2 separate regions of the Homo sapiens genome follow, and region 2 is linked to region 1. The links are chromatin contacts, found by Hi-C or POLR2A ChIA-PET in ENCODE. All regions are on one chromosome and are shown on one strand. The core of a region is the stretch at or near the end of the contact, and the rest is flanking DNA. Distances in the headings are between cores, read along the strand shown. Region 1 holds the start of FGFR4 (fibroblast growth factor receptor 4). Region 2 holds the start of GRK6 (G protein-coupled receptor kinase 6).

Region 1 (3,000 bases), core at 153-2,652:
ACTTTGGGAGGCCGAGGTGGGCGGATCACGAGGTCAGGAGATCGAGAACATCCTGGCTAACACGGTGAAACCCCGTCTCTACTAAAAATACAAAAAATTAGCCGGGCGCGGTGGCGGGCGCCTGTAGTCCCAGCTACTCGGGAGGCTGAGGCAGGAGAATGGCGCGAACCCGGGAGGCGGAGCTTGCAGTGAGCCGAGATCGCGCCACTGCACTCCAGCCTGGGCGACAGAGTGAGACTCCGTCTCAAAAAAAACAAAATAAAAAAATAAAATAAAATAAAAAAACAAACAAAAAAACCTGCAAGTCTGCCATGTCATGCCCCCCAGCTTGCAAGCCCTTAATGGCTACCTGTGCCCAGCAGGATCCAGCTCAACATCCTAGGGCTCCCTCTCTGCCGCTGCCTATCTCTTTGGTCACACCGTCTGCCCCTTCAGGAGCGCTGAAGCCATTGGCTTTCAAAACTGGGCACATGTGCTCTCTTGCCCATCCCTCTGTGCCCCTCATTGCTCTTCTCTACCTGACTCAGATACTGCTGTCTCTGGCCCACCTCAACTCTCGAATCCAGTCGGATCCTCCTTGGTAAAACTCCCTACCAAGCTCGGCTTGGCAGGGAGGGCAGCTCTTTGGGTACACAGCTTGGGCTGGGAGTGGGTGGGGAGGCCCGGGGAGTTTATTCCTACCCCAGGCTGCCCTGATATCAGAGTCCTTAGTCGAGTCACCCATGGCTGCTGACCGCTGACCGACCACCCCCCACGTGGGAATGGAGGGCCTGCCTTAGGCATCAGACAGTCCTGGGTTCTCCTTCAGCCTCCCGCACTCGCGCTGGAGGCCCCCGGGCACTAAGTGACTGAACTTTTCGGGGCCTCAGGTCCCTCATCTCTGCCGCCGGCGCGAAGACAGCCGCAGGGACAAGCGCGCTTGTCCTCCCCCACCCTTGCCGGGCCAGCCTGGGGGGAGGTGCGAATCAATGGGTCCCGAGGGTAGCTGCACAGGGCCAGCCTGCCCCCGCCTCGGTGGGCAATGAGTAACCAGCTCCGCGGCCGGGGTGCTCTTTGGACGGAGCGGGACAAAAGGCCCTGTGTGCACTGCGGGTTACTGATTTACCGCCCCCTCCACCCCCTGCCGCCCGGCGGACGCCCAGGTCCCCTGCGCCGGGAGGGGCAGTCCCCGTAGCCCCGCCGCCTCTCGCCCCCTGGCGGCTGGGAGCGCAGCCCGGGCCCACAAGGGTTCCGGCTCACCTCGAGCCTGCGTGACTCCGCGCCCAGCACAGGGTCCTGCTCACCTGGCTCCTCCTCACCTGGCTCCTCCGCCGCCTCACTCCCAGCTCCAGCCGGCCGCGACCCCTGCACGCGGCAGGGTCCGCAGACAGCCCGAGCGCTCCTCGGCCGGGAGCGAGGAATGTACCCGCGACGGCGGCGTGGCCGCGAGCGGCCCACCTCCTGTCCCACCCCGCCCCTCGGGCCCGCCCCCTCCTGCTCGGGCCCGCCCCTCCTTCCACGCCCCCCCCCCCCCCACCCGGGCCCGCCCACCTCCTGCCACACCCCCTCGGGCCCGCCCCGCCTAGACCAGCTCGAGCCGGAGAGAGGTGTGGCCAGGGGTGGCCAAGATCCCCGCCCACCTGGAGAGCCCCGCCCCCGACCCAGTCAGCCCACTCCCGGGACCCCGCCCCAGCCTATACACACACCCCTACACGCAACCCCCCTATACACACCCCATTCAGGCTCCGCCTCTTTCGCCCCACCCAGGCCCCAGGCCAGGCTCCTAAATTCTAGTCTACTACCCAGCTCTACTCCTTGCTTTTCACCCTTCAGGGAATGCCTGGCTCCCCTGTCTTCTGCGCAGTGCCGTGCAGCGGATAGGAGAACCCCTTCCTTCTGCTCCCTCATTTGTTCCCTGCGCAACCTGCGGAGTGATACTTACAACACAAATCTGACTGTGTCAGCCACTCCCTTAAATTTTCCTATAGATTCCCATAGCTCTTTATACATAGATTGCCATGACCCACGCCTCCTGGCTCCCACCCTGCTACTCCTGGGCAGTTTCACGTACCATTCTCTCTTCCTGGAATGGCCCTTGGTCTGGTTAATTTCATATTATTCTCAGCTCACTTCCTTCAGGAAGCCCTCTGGACTTGCAAGCTCCTCTTAGATGACGTCTCTACTGTGAGGATGGAGAAAGAAACAGGGTGAAGTGGTTCAGAGCACAGACTACAGGGCTGGACGTCATAGGCCCAGCTCTCAGCACCATCACACAAGGCCTCAGTCTTCACTGTCCTTTCAGTAAAACAGGCAAATGATAGTCTCACCCACAAGAGGTTGTTGCAAAAAGTAGACATGTTAGCAGTATGTGTAAGCCTGGCATGCAGCGCTTGCTTTGTAATACTAGCTGTAATTATTTAGGACCTGTTATTTCTTCAGCACGCTTGCCAGAATTGTAACTGAACAGTTAATTATGTAAATAGCTGTGGAATGGCCGGGCACAATGACGGGTGCCTGTAGTTCTAGTTACTAGGAGACTGAGGTAGGAGGACAGCTTGAATTCAGGAGTGTGAGGCCAGCCCTGGCAACATAGTTGCCCTGTCTCTATTTTTCAGTAGAGGAACTGTGTCCTCAGACCTCACCATTAGAGTTCAAGTGTCTGGCATACAGTAGGTGCTCCCAGATAGCTCCGTGCCCACCTGGCTCATGTTTGCCTCACCTGTAAGCACTTCTCTCCTGAGCATCTAGACTGTGGCCAAACCAGGAGGCCAGGCAGCCTCTGATCTCTGCCCATCCCTCACCTGAATCTCAAGCCTTCTCCTTCTCTTAAGGCACCTTGAGAGGAAGGGAAATGGGCTGGGTGCACCTGTGGTCCCAGCTACTTGGGAGGCTGAGGCCAGAGGATTGCTTGAGCCCAGGAAGTCGAGGCAGCAGTGAGCCGTGATCGCTCCACTGCACTGTAGCCTGGGCAACAGGCTATGGAGCGAGACCCTGTCTGAGGCTCAGGTCCTGGTTGTCCCC
Region 2 (3,195 bases), core at 468-2,967, 340 kb before region 1:
AGTGGAGGTACCAGTCCCCAGTCTGGCCATACCACCCTGTGCCTTGCCCATGGCCTGACAAAGCTTGTCCAAAGGTACCCACACTCTCCGGCCAGGCAGTGCCATCAGCAGGCCTGAGGCCTTAACTGGCTACAGCCCTAGGGAAGAAGGCCTGTTTCGGCCCTCCCCACCCCTCCTCCCTGGCTGGTTGGATGACGAGGCAGAACAGAATCGGCAGATGCCCCCAGAGGCTGGGAGGAAGGCCTAGCCCATGGGCTCGATAAGGGACAGGGGATAAGACAGGCTCCCCAGGCAATGAGGACCCAGCCTGCCATGCCATTTCTGGGCTGCACCTCGCCAGAGCACTTGGTGGGCACGGGGTGCCAGGTGTAGCACCCAGCTGAAAGTTCCTCTGGGCTTCCTATAGACTGTGCCGGTCATCCTGTGTCTTAGGCCCGAGTCAATCACAATCTTGCTGTGTGACTGATGCTAATCCCTGGTTTGAGCCTCAGCTTCCCACATGTAAAATATGGTAGAAAGGTGAAGCAGATGACTTTTTAAGCCTGGAAGCCCAGCAAAGGGTGGAAAAACTGTCACAATCTCCCTCCTTGCCCTGGAGTTCCAAAAAGATGGGTCTTGTTTACTGCTGCTTCCCCAGCACCCTGGAAAAGGTGGGGCAGAGTGGGTGGTCAGTGATCATGTTACTGAGGTGGAGTGTGGCAGGTGGGGGCAGACTGACCACAAGGCAGTGAGGACCCGATCTGGTCCTTCTGTGTCTCCCAGGACCTGCACAGAGCAAGTGCCTGATAACATCTGGGGTGGGAGCCACGAGGAGCTACACACACACTCGGTCCACCAGACTGGTTTCCCCAGCCAGACCTCTGAGCTTACAATACTGACAGAGCAGCATGCTCTGCTCCCACTTCTTTCTGTGTCCGCTAGCCCCACTAGACCATGGGCTCCCTGAGGGCAAATATCCATTCACCTCTGCCCTCAGTGTCCTGAGGCACGGAGCAAGTGGCAGTCCTATAAGTAGCATTTGTGGCCAGGAGTTTCCCCAAGTCAGGTGGGCTGTGCTACGCAGAGGGTCCGTTTATTCATTCTCCAGCTTTACCTATCGCCAACTTTGCGCGGGATTAGGCTAGGGTGCTGGGGTCTGGGCCCCTGGCACGTGGGGCATCTTTACACCTCTCCCCTGGAGGAGGCTTGCCTCTCAGACAGGCTCTCCTGGGGCTCCGGTCCCACCCTTCCCTCTTCGTCTCACCTTCTTTCACTCCTTCACCCCCACCCGCCGCGAGGGCGGCGGCCTGACCCCCGCCCCTTCCTGGGCCCCGAATCCCGGGGGCAGGTGCGGAGGAGGAAGACGACGGGCCGGAAAGGCTCGTGTCTGGGCGGGGTGTAAGGCGCAGGGCCCGCGGGCCTAGGGGATCCGACGGCTGGGTAGCCCTGCGGAGCTCAGACGCAGCGCACTCGCGCTCCACGCACCCGGGCCCGGCCGCCCACCCGGCCGCCTCACCTTCCCGGGCCTTGAGTAGCACCGTGTTCGCTACGATGTTCTCGAGCTCCATGGGCTGTGGCGCCGCCTGGCCCGCCGGGCCGCGCCGCCGGCCGGGATCGCGCGCGAGTGCCGAGGCCGGATGGCGATCGGCGCGGCTCGGCGCGGCTCGGCTCGGCTCGCAGTGACCGCGCCGCGGCCTCCCCGGCCTCCCCGGCCGCCGCAGCCAGCCGCGCACTCTCCGCCCCCTCCCGGGGGCCACCCCGGCGCTGGCCCGCCCTGCCCCGCCCTCTGTTTACCTCATTTGACCAATCACCGGGCAGAAGCTCCCCGCGCCGTCTTCCCATTAGTCTTCCTCTTCATTTTTTCCCCCGCCCCCCCAGCTGGGGACTCGCTCAAAGAAGTACGGGGGCGGGACCAATCACGTCACCTCTTCCTGGTTGGTCTGAGGGCGGGGTTCAGCCCCTAGGTTCGAATTTCTAGGCTTTCGTAGGATACCAAACTGCCAATTAGGGCCGAGCCCTCAGCCGGGACAATGGAGGTGGGTACTCTGGGGCACGCCCAGGAGGCCGAATATGTGATTGGGTGAAGAAGACGTCCGTCATCTCAAGTACTGCATTTTGATTGGGTCGTCGCCTGAAGGTGTGGCCCGGCGGCCTTTGGCTCGCAGACGGCTTTTCTAGGGTTTTGTCGGGGACGCGCTCCGTATCCTGGGCCTCCTGCGGGCTGGCAGCGAGTTTGTTTGGTCCACTTGTGTGGCCGTATTCCCTTGGGTCGGCCCCAATCAGGAGGGCGCACATCGAAAGAGGGAGAGACAGGGAGGAGGCTGCGGCCTCGCAGCCGTTCCCCGACCTCTTGCCCGGTCGCCGCAGGCGCCCCGCCCAGCCCCCGCAGCCGGATGTTGTGATTTCTCTCCACCCACTCGGCCTCGCCTTCCCTCGGCCTCTGCCGCCTTATAAGGCAGCGCTACCACCCCTAGACCTCGGGATGAGTTCACACCCATTATACAGGTGGGGAGCTGAGGCGCCGGACGTCAAGTGGCTGGCTCCAGCCCGAAGACTACGGAGAAAACAAGGCTGAAATCTTACAGCTAATCAACACCTTGTAGCTTAACACCCCGCTTCCTCCACCCCCTACTTCACGCAGCAGGAAACAGGCTTGCCCAAACTCCGCGAGTAAGGCAGAGCCGGATCCATCTAGGCTTCTCTAGTTCCTATGCATTCATTCATCCGAAAATACAGAGCAACACCTCTGTGCCAGGCACCAAGCCAGGTGCTGGAGAACACAGTGATGGCAGCAAGATAGCCAGGCTCCCTGCTTACTTGCTAGAAGTGGAGGGAGCAAGTGAGGGCAGGGTGAGATAAAGGTAATTATTCTGTAAATAAACAAATAGATGGTTTCAGAGAGTGACAACTGCTCTTCGGACGTTAAGAGAGTGTGTGACACTCTCAGGGTGTGACATTTGAGCGGATCCAGTAGAAGCAACAGCAAACGCAGAGGCTCTAAGCCAGACTAAGTGGTGTGTTCAGGGAATAGGAGAAGGCGTCCGCAGCTTCTGGGCCCAGTGGTCTGAGATGAGACAGAAGGAGCAAAGGCACTAGCTAGGTCATGGAGGACTGTGAACACGTCCAGGAGGCTGAAGTGTTTTTGCTAAGTGAAATGTGAAACATTTGAAAGAATGATTTATATTTTAAAAATATCACTCTGGTGGATTCCTAGGG

What was found. Hi-C counts contacts between places; a loop is a spot of excess contacts on that map. ChIA-PET counts read pairs that join two places held with the same protein, here RNA polymerase II (POLR2A). Pooled maps may share reads with other maps.
Region 2: a loop to region 1 is called in a map of naive thymus-derived CD4-positive, alpha-beta T cell, with 31 times the contacts of the local background. The contact joins the promoter of GRK6 here to the promoter of FGFR4 in region 1. A Hi-C loop is called at or near these places in 1 of 168 maps with a recorded cell type or tissue (naive thymus-derived CD4-positive, alpha-beta T cell), 1 of 37 single-sample maps with no recorded cell type and 4 of 50 pooled maps. POLR2A ChIA-PET finds 5 or more read pairs at or near these places in 1 of 52 experiments (Panc1).

What each region holds. Positions count from the first base shown.
Region 1 is chr5:177,085,317-177,088,316 of GRCh38, reverse strand. It overlaps FGFR4 (fibroblast growth factor receptor 4), which reads right to left and starts at 1,402. Exons shown (of 18, transcript NM_213647.3): 1 at 1,240-1,402. RefSeq lists an enhancer at 886-1,336, silencers at 1,032-1,491, 1,742-1,791 and a promoter at 1,302-1,521.
Region 2 is chr5:177,425,198-177,428,392 of GRCh38, reverse strand. GRK6 (G protein-coupled receptor kinase 6) reads right to left here and starts at 1,717. Exons shown (of 16, transcript NM_001004106.3): 1 at 1,496-1,717. The coding sequence starts at 1,547. RefSeq lists a silencer at 1,144-1,793 and enhancers at 1,504-2,043, 2,464-2,633.